Linked DNA regions of Mus musculus: region 2 is linked to region 1. The links are chromatin contacts, found by POLR2A ChIA-PET in ENCODE. All regions are on one chromosome and are shown on one strand. Each heading gives the region's core, a stretch centred on a gene start or an enhancer-like site at or near the end of the contact. The rest is flanking DNA. Distances are from core to core; before and after follow the strand shown.

Region 1 (6,724 bases), core at 2,061-4,560:
GAGTTCAAGGAGAGAATGCCCCGTGGAAGTCATCCTCTAACCTCTGCCTGAGAACTGCACCCTATGCTGGTACTCACATATGCACTCAAAATCAAAACAAACAAAACCAAACATAAACAGCCAGGCAGAGCAGGACAAGCCTAAAATCAGGCATTTGTGAGGCTGAGGCAGAAGGACTGCTACAAATTAGATTCTCCCCAGGGCTACATAGTAGACCTGAAGACAGCCTGGGCTACATATAGAGACCCAGTCTCAAAAAATGAAACACACACATACCCTAGGTACCAACCAACTAGAGTTAAAGAGAATCTTTATACTTGCCCAGAGTATCTAGCTGACCCATCTCATCCAAATGAATTACTCCTGTTTCTTTCTCATCTCCCAGTTGCTCACACACCTCCACCTGCACAGCTAGCCACCCTCCTGTGTGCTGAGCCCTGCAAGAACCACACTCATGTTATCCACATGATTCACTCCCTAACCAGGCTCCTGACCAAATGTCACCTTCTTAGTAAGTTGGACAATGTGAAGTACCACCATACTTACCCACCTGTGCCACATGTGTATACCCACATGTGTGTTCTCCTTACCAAGTCTATATTTCTCTAATTATTATGTACAACAACTAACCAAAATGTAAGTCCCTCTGGTACAAAGACTGGTTTGTGATTGTTGGCTTGTTTGTTTCAGACAGTGTCTTGTTCTGGTGGCTCAGGCTGACCTAGAATTTGTGATCCTCCAGTTTCTGCCTTCCAACTACTGAGACTATACACACACACACACACACACACACACACCCCAACTAACATTGTTTGAGTCAGTGCTGCATTCCCAGCTCGTGAAACAGACCTGGTGTATGAAGTGCCGTTATATATTATGCCATTATATGAACAACATTAAGTAACGTGATCCTTCTGATCACCAACACAGCTTTACAAAATGTCGGCAGCTCCACAGCTGTTCACAGAGCAAAAGTAAGATCATAAACAATGGATAGTGTTTCACGCGTACAATAATCAGCTGCAACTTCCATTACCACAAAGTAAAAACTTAGAGGGATTAAGATTACTGTCCTCAGCCAGGCGTGGTGGCGCACACCTTTAATCCCAGCACTTGGGAGGCAGAGGCAGGCGTGACTATGTGTGACTTGTAACTACCTGGAGGATGCAAGGGTCTCTTCAACTTCTAATGCCCCCAGACACACATACAAAGCACTCATACATATGAAATAAAAATAAATAAAATCCCAAAAAAGAGAAAAAAAGATGAGCCAGGCGTGGTGGTGCACGCCTTTAATCCCAGCACTTGGGAGGCAGAGGCAGGCGGATTTCTGAGTTTGAGGCCAGCCTGGTCTACAGAGTGAGTTCCAGGACAGCCAGGACTACACAGAGAAACCCTGTCTCAAAAAAAAAAAAAAAAAAAAAAAAAGGAAAGGATGAAAGAAAAGTAGGATTCAGAAAATGGCAATGTAAGCTGGACATGATGGTGCACTCCTTTGATCCCTGCGAGTGGGAGGCAGGAGGTAGTAGATCCCTGAGTTTGAGGCCAGATTGCTCTTGCAGGGCATGCAAATTCAGTTCTCATCACATACTAACAGCTGCCTCTAACTCAGTTCCAGGAGGTCTACAGCTCTGATACCTGCATTTGTATCCACTCTGCTGCCCCCATACACATAATTAAAACAAAATTTTGTTGTTGTTTTTTGTTTGTTTGTTTGTTGTTTTTCGAGACAGGGTTTCTCCGTGTAGCCCTGGCTGTCCTGGAACTCACTTTGTAGACCAGGCTGGCCTCAAACTCAGAGATCCGCCTGCCTCTGCCTCCCAAGTGCTGGGATTAAAGGCGTGCGCCACCACACCCGGCTTAAAACTAAATATTTTTTACATGGGAGCATGGTTCCACAGGTAAGGAGTTGGCCTAATGATTCTAACCCACACGAAGGCTAAAGACATCTCCACAACGTCCTCTATAGCCTTCACGTGTCCACCAGGCGCAACTGGTTAGTAGCAAAGCGGAAATCAAAGTCTAATTCAATTCCAAATTCTATTCTCATTTCATTAGCTGCCAAAATCAAAAAATATAAAACTCACAGCACTGCAGAGCATTTCCTAAGGGGAATGAATTAATGACATCCACACCTGAAGCTTTCTGAGGTAATTTGAGCAAAATGTGACAATATGTTCCTGCAGCACAGGGTGTAGATGTACCAGTAAGACAGTGCAGAGCTGGCCTTGATTTTTGTTAAGAAAACTATCGATTTGGTAATATTATCAATCCTACTTCATAAGCTTTCTCAGGGCCCAGCCTAGACTCACAGGCCTGAAATCTCAACACTGACTGGCTGCATAAGACGCTGGGTTAAAAAAAAAAGCAGCCCTTTTATTGAAACGTGAGTTGCAACCCTGACCTCCATATCTTACAGGCTAACGTATAAACAGCAAACTAAAGGCAATCTAGTTAAGTCATAATATTCGTAGGGGGTTCTAGCTCATTGTGAAACTTGATTTATAAGTGCTTGTTTCTTCGTGCATAAAACGTGAATATACAGAACGCACACCATAGATCGCTGCATGGATTAAAGGGGCCTTTGTAGGTAATGCATTTAATAGAGCTGTCATCTTTCGACTATTCAGTAACTTTTTTTTAGTTACTAGTAGTCATCATAGGGCATAAGAGTTGAAAAAAAAGGACATGATTTCTAACAAGCCCAGAACAAGAAAGAGTGGCAGAACACTGACTTGGGCAAAGTTCGCAAAAGGCAAGAATCTGATCAGTTGAGCCTGGAGCAGGCCTCAAGAAAGATTTTTAAAGAAGTGATCTTTGAGTTCTGAAAAATCAAAGTTCTGATAATGGGGCAGTGGGCTGAGAGCGGACTTTCAGGGGAAGATCACATGCAAAGCCGTATGAGCACAGGGCGCTGCAAAACTCCCGGGTGCACGGAGCGTGATCCGCAGGGCGCGCAGCATCTCATCCCGTCAGCTCCGGGCTACGACAGTGGGCCACCCGAGTGTGAGGTTCTCTGGGCGGCGGCTGCAGCAGGAAACTGAGGCAGGCAGGCCCCGACCACTGGGACAGGTCCCAGCCCCTCTCTGGGCCCGGGGTGCCTCCCGGGATACAGGAAGCCGCTGTCCAGGCGACATCCCCGCGGGCGCCCAGGCCCTGGACCTCGGACCGTTACGCTCAGCGCCTCCCGCCTGCCCCTGCCCACCTCACCAGAGTCGGTTCCCGGGGATCCCGAAGCGCTCCGCAGCTACCGAGGCCGCTGCAGCAACCTGCAGGCCCGGCCTGGGGCCGCCCTCAGTCTGGAGGCCAGGCCCCGCCCGTCAAACTCCCGCCCTTTCGTGGGGAACCGCCCAGCCCAGTCCAGCCGAGCGCCGGGAATGAGTGCGCCGCTGCAAACCTCTCGCCATATTAAGTACTGGCAGCCAACTTACTAGAGAAGCCCAAAAGGAAAGGGGGGGATATAGTGAGACCAAGGTCGCTCTCCAAAAGTAAAGACAGTCACCGTCTCTGAATTCTAGCACTGAACGTTCTGAGGTGGAGAAGAAACACTCGCCCGTAAGCTCCCGCCTGTGGCTTCAGAGTTAAGTACTGCGCATGCGTGTAGCCAAGGTCTCGGTGCACCTGCGCACTGTCTCACCAACAAAGCCAAGTACAGTAACTGGGTGAAAGCACCTAGCTCCAGTTAAATCTGGGCAAACGAATGTCTCAGCTTTAGATCTTTACTGATCCTCCACGCAGCCCCAGGAAACAGAACATTCGCAAACAACTGTGTCGTTGGCTACTTTGTCCGGTTATGACTACCGCTACTTGACTGCGTTCCGCTAGGAACGGGGAGTTATTTTGATAATATATTGTACAATCATTATTGACGCATTTTCTTAGCATTGATTTTTTTCATTTATTTATTTATTTATTTTGGTTTTTCGAGTCAGGGTTTCTCTGTGTAGCCCTGGCTGTCCTGGAACTCACTCTGTAGACCAGGCTGGCCTCAAACTCAGAGATCCGCCCGCCTCTGCCTCCCAAGTGCTGGGATTAAAGGCGTGCGCCACCACTGCCCGGCTTTTCTTTCTCTTTCTCTCTTTCTCTCTTTCTCTCTTTCTCTCTTTCTCTCTTTCTCTCTTTCTTTCTTTCTTTCTTTCTTTCTTTCTTTCTTTCTTTCTTTCTTTCTTTCTTCCTTCCTTCCTTCCTTCCTTCCTTCCTCCCTCCCTCCCTCCCTCCCTCCCTCCCTCCCTCCCTCCCTTCCTTCTTCCCCTTCTTTCTTTCTTTCTTCCTCCCTCCCTCCCTCCTTTCTTTCTTCCTCCCTCCCTCCCTCCCTTCTTTCTTTCTTTCTTTCTTTCTTTCTTTCTTTCTTTCTTTCTTTCTTTCTTTCTTTCTTTCTTTCTTTCTTTTGTGTGTGTGTGAATTTTTTATTCATTTATATTAGTACACTGTAGCTGTCTTCAGACACACCAGAAGAGGGCGTCCGATCCCATTACAGATGGTTGTGAGCACCATGAGGTTGCTGAGAATTGAACTCAGGACCTCTGGAAAAGCAGTCACTGCTATATAACCCCTGAGCCATCTCTCCAGGCCAGCATTAAATTTTTATTTGATTCCCAGTTGGTTATAATTTTAGTAGAGACAAAACAAACAAATAAGCAAAAACAAAGAAATGAATCATCTCAGTATATACCAAGACACGAGGTGGGACTTGACACTTCGATTCAATTCCTGAAGACTCAGTAGACCAAAGGTGAAGCCAGGAATCTGCATTCTTGCAAATACCCCAGATGATTATGCACTATGGGAACTACACGAGACAGAGTCCTTCTTGGGCATCTGTGACTCTAGCACACAGTACAAGGCCATCTGATACAAAACAGATGCCCAGAAGTGTTGAGTGAACTAATTAATGTATAGGTGGTGTGAGGTGGTGTGAACATGAGAGAGCCAGACAGCTGAACAGTGGAGGCACACGCCTTTACACCCAGCCCTGGGGAAACAGAGGCAGGCAGATCTCTGAGTTAGAGCCTGGTCTACAGGAGGAGTTCCAGAACATTCTGAATTATACACGGGGTTGGGGGTTGGCGGGCAGGGAGAAGGGAAAGAGAGGAGAGAGCTAGGGAACAGAGATAAACACCCTATAGCTTTTTAAACGTTTTAGGTTTTTGGGGTTAGTTGGTTGGTTGGTTGGTTTTTCAAAATAGGGCTTCTCTGTGTAGCCCTGGTTGTTCCACCAAAGTGCTGGGATTAGAGGCAAAGACACCACTGCCAGGCAACAAGATAATTTTTGAGAAATAAAACTTACTCTATGTTTTCCCATCATGGTTTCTTGTTTCTTTCATAGAAATTCTGCCTTTTATTTACTGACTTATTGTTTTCACATGTTTCCTCTCTGAAATTTAAGTTTCATAAACTTGTGAGAGTGAGTTATTCTGAATGCTTCATGTATAGTCTCATAGGCATTGAGTAAGTATCCATTGAACTGTATAAGTCAAGTCATCCTCATAGTTTTTTTTTTAAAAAGTTGCTCTTTAAGCTCTCACCCTTCTTACTCTCATTTCTAGCCCTCCTTCTCTCCCTCCCTCTCCCCTTCTTTCCACATGGCCATGGCCAGCCTCTCTCTCTCTCTCTCTCTCTCTCTCTCTCTCTCTCTCTCTCTCTCTCTCTCTCTCTCTCCCTCCCTCCCTCCCTCCCTCCCTCCCTCTCTCTCTCTCTCTCTCTCTTTCTTTCTTTCTTTCTTTCTCTCTCTCTCTCTCTCTCTACCTTCTCTCTTTCTCTCTGCCTTCTACAATAAAGCTCTAAAACCATTTTTTAAAAAAAGTTACTGAGATAAAAATCCATCACAGGGGTAGGGTACGGGGTGTCACTCAGTTGTTCCTGTGTTTGTCTAGCACTGTGAAGCCCTAGATCTGATAGATCTGAGCATGGTGGACAGGCCTATAACCCCAGCACTTGAGGTGGAGAAAAGAATATCAGAAATTCAAAGGTATTCTCGGCTACGTAAAGAGTTTTAAGGCTAGCCTGGGGTTCACGAGATTCTGTCAAAAATGAAAACAGAAAATCCATCAGCAAACAGCATACTTTAGGGAGTGGCCATAGGTTTCAAATTACCAAATATACCTATAAAAGGGACCAATGAGTTAGTAAATCAAAACCAAACAGTAATCATTGGCCTTTGTAAAGGGGGAACCATTCATGTCTATGCTAATTTTACAGTTATTTTGTTTGTGCATGTGTGTGTGTGCAGGAGTGAACGTGTTATGCATCATGGTTTTTGTCTGTGCCTTGGTGTGTGTATACAGGAGTGAAAGAGTGCATCTTTTATGGTGCTTGTCTGTGCATACTCTTGTGCAGTAGTGAAAGCGTGCGTGTATCATGGCACTTGTTTGGAGGTCAAAGCCCAACTTTTCCAGACATTCTTTCGTCCTTCTTGCTGAGGCTGTCTCTCTGATTTCTGCTGCTCTGCTGTGTATTGTAGGCTAGCTGGCCTGGGGACTTCTCAGTGATTCTCTTGTGTCCCCCTTCCATCTTCCTGCAGGAGTGCTGGAATTAAAAGTATACTAGCCATGGTCTCCAGCTTTGTATGGGTTCCAGGGACTGAACTTAAGTCATCATGCTAAGTGGCACGCACTTTTAGCCATTGAGCCATTTCACCAGCCCATTTATTTTTCAGACAGAGTCTAAGTACACAGTCCAAGCTGATCTTAAACTCAGGATCCTTCTGCCTCAGCTTCCCAAGTGT
Region 2 (6,724 bases), core at 2,601-5,100, 360 kb before region 1:
TTCATACCTCCACGGGAGACATCCTCAAGGATGGGCAAGGTGATCGTCAGAAATCTGTCCTAACAATGGTTACCTGGCTGTTACACAATCCCTGCGCAGAACCCAAAGGAACAGCAGGGATGACCAAAGTCCTATCATCTTGGGCCTGAGCTGGTTGGTTTTGTGTCAATCTGACACTAGAGTCTTCAGAAAGGAAGGAGCCTCAGGTGAGGAAATGCCTCCATGAGATCCAACTGTAAGGCATTTTCTCAACTAGTGATCAATGGAGGAGGGCCCAGCCCATGGTGGGTGGTGCTATCCTTGTTCTGGTAGTCCTGGATTCTATAAGAAAGCAGGGTGAGCAAGCTTAAGGGAAGCAAGGTAGTAAGCAGCACCCCTCCGTGGCCTCTGCATCAGCTCCTGCCTCCAGGTTCCTGCCCTGTTTGAATTCCTGTCCTAACTTTGGTGATGGACAGTAATGTGGAAGTGTAAGCTGAATAAACCCTTTCTTCTCCGAGTTGCTTATTGGTGTTGATTTTTTTGTCACAGCTACAGAAACCCTGACTAAGCCCCTGTCCCTTTCTGGAAAACGGAGATACAAAACTTTTTTGGGAGTCAAACAGAATATACCACCTGCCAAGGGGGCATCAGAGATTATACTTTTGCTGGCACCATCTGAATTTTCATAGAAACTTCCATGAGGTTAGTTCTGAAAGTCTCAAACCCAGGACAGATGGTTGAGTTGCCTATTTAACATGTCAAAGAGAACCTGGCCACCAGGTCCACCCAGCATCCCTCAGCCCTGCCTATTACAGTCCTCCTGGCTTGTATACCCTGACCCCTACCCCGAACTCTACAGCCCAGTCGGGGAAGGCTGCCCTTCCCCCAGAGGCTCTTCCCTGTATCATACAGCCATTTTGGTTACCTGCTGGCTTCGGACCTTTGGGCTTTCTGGCTGTGGTACCTGGTTCTGCCTTCCCCCTCCTCTCTCTCCTCATGGCTCAGGATGATGTCCCCTCTGGCCTCCCTCAGGGTCTCTGACTGTGGCCATGCTTTCCCTGTTATCTATACTAGACCTTCCCCTCCACTGTGCCTAGGAACCACAGTCATGTTCTTTTCTTTTTATTCCTCTTTTCCACTCAAGTTCTTGCATTCAGATTTTTTATTTTATAGATTAAAACAGCAACACCTGTAGCTCAAGAGGCTGAAGGCAATGGACCTGACCTAATGAAAACGTGTGTGTGTGTGTGTGTGTGTGTGTGTGTGTGTGTGTGTGTGTGTGTGTGTGTGATCCATGCGAGTGTACAGGTATGAAGATGCCAGAAGAGGGCGCTCTACTCTATTACTCTCCTCATTGCCTTGAGATAGGGTCTCAAGTTGAATTTAGAAGTACGTATTGGATAGGCTAACCACGCAGTTCTTTTGATCTCTACCTGGGCCCAACGTTAAGGTGTAGGCCAGCTCAGCCATGCCTGGCTTTTTCATGGGCACAGGGAGATTCAAGCCCTCATGCTTACACAGCAAGCACCTGTAGAATTTTAATCCAGCAACATGGCTGCTCCAGCGAGGGATCACATCCAAAGGCCTTCTAGGTCTATGTGATCCGGCTGGAATGACATTCCTTTAATCCCTTAGTACATACCTTAATCTCTTAACAATGATGGTAAGGAAGGTTAGTTTATAGAAGGAAGCAGGTTGGTCTGAAAGTGACATCTAAAATTAAGGGGCAGACAAAGTGTTGAATCAGAGAAAGATTTGACAGGATGAGTCAGAGATTGGACATGCCCAACTCACAGGAGAGCAGCACTGGAAAAGAGACTACTTAAGAGCAGAGAGGGAAAAAAAGGTGTGGTGGTGTGTTGGGTTTTTGGCAGTTTAACAGGACAGTTTGACAGACATAGGTGAAGACAGAATGAGCCAGAAGATTAGAACAGAGTGCCAAGAGCCGGGTGTGGTGGCTCACGCCTTTAATCCCAGCACTTGGGAGGCAGAGGCAGGTGGATTTCTGAGTTCAAGGCCAGCCTGGTCTACAGAGTGTGTTCCAGGACAACCAGGGCTATACAGAGAAACCCTGTCTCAAGAAAAGAAGAAGAAGGAGGAGGAGGAGGAGGAGGAGGAGGAGGGGAGAGGGGGAGGAGGGGGAGGAGGAAGAGGAGGAGGAGGAAGAGGAGGGGGAGGGGGAGGAGGAGGAGGAGGAGGGGGAGGAGGAGAGTGCCAAAGTTAGTATGAGGCCAAGCAGAGCAATTCAGTCAGAAGCCAAGAGAAGCTGAATGAACCCGGTCATTCTGGAAGACTTAGTTGTCCGGAGGAGGATAGAAGCCTAGAACTTCGTGGGCTGCCCAGAGCTGTGGACTCACAATGCTTGGGTACCACGCTCATCTCATCCCATCATCCCAAGCATCCTTACCAACCGCTCCATCTCCCTAGCTCTGAAAGCTCTGTCTTTTCCAGAGCTTGATTTACTCCACCTGACAACTGTGAGGCAGGCACTATTTATTGCTGGGGGTGTTAAAGCAAAGAAAAGATGTTTCCTGACACCTGATTCCGACACTCTAGACAGCAGCTAGTCAACAAAGATATACTATAAACTGTATGTGTAATTTAAAAATTTCAAAGTAGTTGTATTTTAAAAGTAAAAAGACACAGGTAAAATTTAATAATATAGTTTATTTGACCCCCATATATACAAAATTACATAACATACTCAAATATGTAATAAATACAAAATATTTTTCTTTTCCTACAGACACATGCGTAATTCTACATTTTAATACATCTCAATTTCGGGGTATTTACCTTTCAAAGATTCAGTAAATACAAGAAGCTAATGGCCACCATCTGGGACATCGTTAATTACAGTTTACTTATTAAACTTTTTTCAAAGATGTATTTACTTATTTTATGTATTCACCGCTGTTCTTTTCAGACACACCAGAAGAGGGCATCAGAGCCCATTGTAGATGTAAGCCACCATGTGGTTGCTGGGAATTGAACTCAGGACCTCTGGAAGAGGAGTCAGTGCTCTTAACTACTGAGCCATCTCTCCAGCCCCCCACTTATTAATCTTAAAGTTAAAGTAGTACCCACTGAATCTCTTTCTCTTGGTTTTCGAGGACAAGCAAAAACAATGACAAAGAAGCCCTGAGCACTTGTTTGGGGGCAGGAAAGTCTGAAGACTCTTGCCCAAATACTTTGTCCTTCTCAAAATAAAGTGAAATCAATTGCACCTATGCAGGCGACAGTATATGTGTGTGTGTGTGTGTGTGTGTGTGTGTGTGTGTGTGTGTGTGTGTGTGTGTTTAATGAGATTCTCAGCTCAATTTATAGCTCAGGAGGTGTCCTTTAGCTCTAGGATTACGGGCTTGAGAGATCTTTTTAAAAGTAATTGGAGCCCCTGTCCCGCTGTCCCACCCAGGGCATCCGCCCAAGCTCCGACAATCCCCTAGCCAACCATCACCCTCCTTTACCCAGGACTGTCAGCGCTACCCCCAGATCCTGCCTGGTCAAGTAGGGACCAGCATCTACCCTAGGAGGCGCAGGTCACCTGCACGCCAGGGCGGTCCTTCGGTTGGGGTGTCTCCGCCTTTATCTCCTTAATCGAGGCCGGACTCTCCTTGTCTTCCTCTGATCTGGAATCCGATCCCGACTCAGATTTCGACTCTGTCGTGTCCGACTTGTCCGCCGGCTCCAATGGGGACCTTGCAGTGCCGCCATCCTTAGTGTCAGTAGAGCTGATGTCTACGGACTTCCCCAGATCAAACTTCACGTGACTGGTAGAGGAGGCGGCTTCCGGATTCGCGGATCGGTTCATTTCCGGCCACCGAGGAGCTTCGCGGGTCGAGGTAAGCTGGGCTTGCCCGCAGCCTGTCCTGAGTCCGCGTCCCGCTGGGGTGCCCGGGCCCTGCCCTTCAGCGGCCCTCTGTTACCTCCTTCCGGTGCAGACGCAGGCGAGGCGCCGGACTGCGAAACAAAGGGGGACGCCAACAGCCGTAGTCATGGCGGCGCCGCAGCCCAGCCAGGACCCCCAAAGCCCCGCGGCGCCTCCCGAGCAGCAGGAAGGAGCCGGCGACTGTGCGGCCCCGTCGCCCGATTCCGGGAGCTCCCCGGCCCCGGAGCTCCCCGGCGCGCCCGCAGCTTTGAACACGGCGCCCTACGCTGACGCCGCCCTGCGGCCCGGAGCCTCTCGGCCCGGCCCCGAGACCTTTCGCCAGCGCTTCCGGCAGTTTCGCTACCAGGACGCGGCCGGGCCCCGGGAAGCCTTCCGGCAGCTGCGGGAGCTGTCCCGCCAGTGGCTGCGGCCGGACATCCGCACCAAGGAGCAGATCGTGGAGATGCTGGTGCAGGAGCAGCTGCAGGCCATTCTACCGGAGGCGGCCCGGGCTCGGCGGCTGCGGCGCCGCGCGGACGTGCGCATCACCGGCTGAGCGGCGGAGCCTGGGGCTCCCTGGACTGACACCCTACCCCTGAGTTAATAAAAGTTGAATTTTGACAGCTCCCATGTCTGCTGTGTCTTGCGTTCGTTCTTTATTTATTGGGTTTATTTTACGAACTTGTTGCCCACCTTTCCAGCTGATAGCTAGAGGATTCTGGGAACCTGTAAGATTAAGGCTTTTGATTAGCTATTCCTGGACCACTGCATTTGCGCGAAGCTGTGCCCTTAGGCAGGAAATCTACCTAGATCTAGACCACATTCAGTTTTTCTAAACCTGCATGAGTTTTGTTTTGCAAAAGGCCATGTTAATGAGGTTTCAGTTTTCTAGCCTTCTATTCTCCCCTCTGCCTCACACTATCTAGTATCCGAGCTTCAGCAGATGGCAGTACACAGCGGTTTCGAAGCTGAGCAGTAAAATAACTGGCCCTATTAAATGCTTTATTTAGTTGGTTGTTGTGACTCATACTTTAAACCTCAGCACTCAGGAAGCAGAGGCAGGAGGGTCTCTGAGGCCAGCCTGGTTTTTACATAGTGTGTTCCAGCCAGGGCTATGTAGACCCTCTCAAAAACAAACTCAAGCAACAGAACTGATATTGCCAAGGAAAGCGAACTCTCGTTTCACTTTATGCTTAAAGATCAGTAACTGGAATCAGTACAACTGGACAACAGTGTTTTCCCAGTAATCTTGTTGGAAATAGCCTCTTCTTCCAACGGTTACCTGGTAAGTTTTTTTTTTGAAAACAGCTTTTCTCAGTTTTTCTTTTGAGAAGTTGATGTGTACTTTACATAATTTCCACTTAACTTCTCCATCTCATATGACCTCTACTTTCACATTTGTTAGACACACACACAGAGTATCCAGTGTCCTGTGACAGGGACTGAGAAGGCTCGGCATGTTTCCTTGCCTTAACCTATATGGGTCAGGGCCTCCTGTCTTTCTATATACACGTGTTGGTCATTTGAGAAATGTTTTGCATAAAACTATTTAGCGTTCATGACCTTAAAAACAAACCAATGGCCATGACGGAAATGTGTATCATGAAAAGACGCCTCGGACTTCGGACTCCTTGACACCGATGCCCATTCCTCTCCTTTATCAGCCTCTCATGAACTTCCTCTGTGAGAGAACTCCCTGGAGTGAGGCACACTTGTGAGCAAGACTTCCCTCTCTGCCCCATTTTTTAAACCAATGAGTAAACTCCTCAATCTCCAATGTTCCACCTGCTCAATGGTTTCCCCCGGGATGAGCCTGGAATGCATGAGTAATACGAACTTACTGTGAGGCTCCTGTTTGAATTTTGCAATGAAATGAAGACAACCAGTTTTGAGGATTCTGCCCAGGCATGGGTGTTAGTTGAGGGGTAGTTCAGGTCTATAGGAAGCCTGGGTTTGTTGAACGCAGTAGGTAAGTCTCAGTCTAGGGAAACAGCCTGTCCTGCCTTGCACTGTGTCCAGCAACCAAAAATGCAGTAAACCTGCAGCTTCCACTGCAATGTGTGAGCCACACTTGAACTCAGGACCTTCAGAAGAGCAGTCAGTGCTCTTAACCGCTGAGCCATCTCTCCAGCCCCCGGCACTTTATTTTTTAAGACAGGGTTTCTCTATGTAGCCCTGGCTGTCTCCGAACTCGCTCTGTAGACCAGGCTGGCCTCAAGCTCACCATAATGCATAAAACATTTAATCCTTGCTGGGTTATGGTGGTATACTCGGAGACCAAGACAGGATCATTTTAAGTTTGAAGCCCAACTTTGGGTTGCATAAGCTCAAGGCCAGCCTGGACTACATTGCAAGACTTTGTTTAAAGAACAACCAGGTGTGGTGGTACAGGACTTTAAAACCAGCACTTGGAACAGAGACGGGATTTCTGGGAGTTCTAGGCCAGTCAGGGCTATATAGTGAGACTAAACTAAACCAACAAAGCCCACAACCTTTTATACTTCAGTAATGTGACTGACACATAGCAACAAGAACCTGTTTTTATTTTTCCAGATACAGAAGTTTGCATGTTTTGCAAATATTGCTTGAAAGCAACACTCATATGTACAGTGCCTTCTGTCTAATAGCGTGTAAACACAGATACGTATCCACAGTGCAATGTTGGCTCAGCCAGGATCCACCTTGCATACATACTAAAGAATGACTGATCAAACCAGAACTGTTTTGTCAAGGTGACTTTCTATAGGTGGATAGGTTTTTTTAACAGACAGAACATAGGTAGTGCACATCTTTCTAAATGATAACATTGTTTGCAACAGATTCCAGTGCTCCAACTTAGGGGTGAATTCACTTTGACCCAGGAACTGGGAGTGGAGC

What was found. ChIA-PET counts read pairs that join two places held with the same protein, here RNA polymerase II (POLR2A).
Region 2: POLR2A ChIA-PET joins it to region 1 with 19 read pairs in Patski. The contact joins the promoter of Cnbd2 here to the promoter of Cep250 in region 1. POLR2A ChIA-PET finds 5 or more read pairs at or near these places in 2 of 5 experiments (Patski and embryonic stem cell).

Annotation. Positions count from the first base shown.
Region 1 is chr2:155,953,144-155,959,867 of GRCm38, reverse strand. Cep250 (centrosomal protein 250) reads right to left here and starts at 3,310. Exons shown (of 33, transcript NM_001130000.1): 1 at 3,211-3,310.
Region 2 is chr2:156,309,599-156,316,322 of GRCm38, reverse strand. Cnbd2 (cyclic nucleotide binding domain containing 2) reads right to left here and starts at 3,850. Exons shown (of 13, transcript NM_027585.2): 1 at 3,524-3,850. The coding sequence starts at 3,790. Scand1 (SCAN domain-containing 1) reads left to right here and starts at 3,619. Exons shown (of 2, transcript NM_020255.3): 1 at 3,619-3,821; 2 at 3,921-4,477. The coding sequence starts at 3,975. The coding sequence ends at 4,403. It overlaps Phf20 (PHD finger protein 20), which reads right to left. Exons shown (of 18, transcript NM_172674.2): 18 at 6,370-6,724.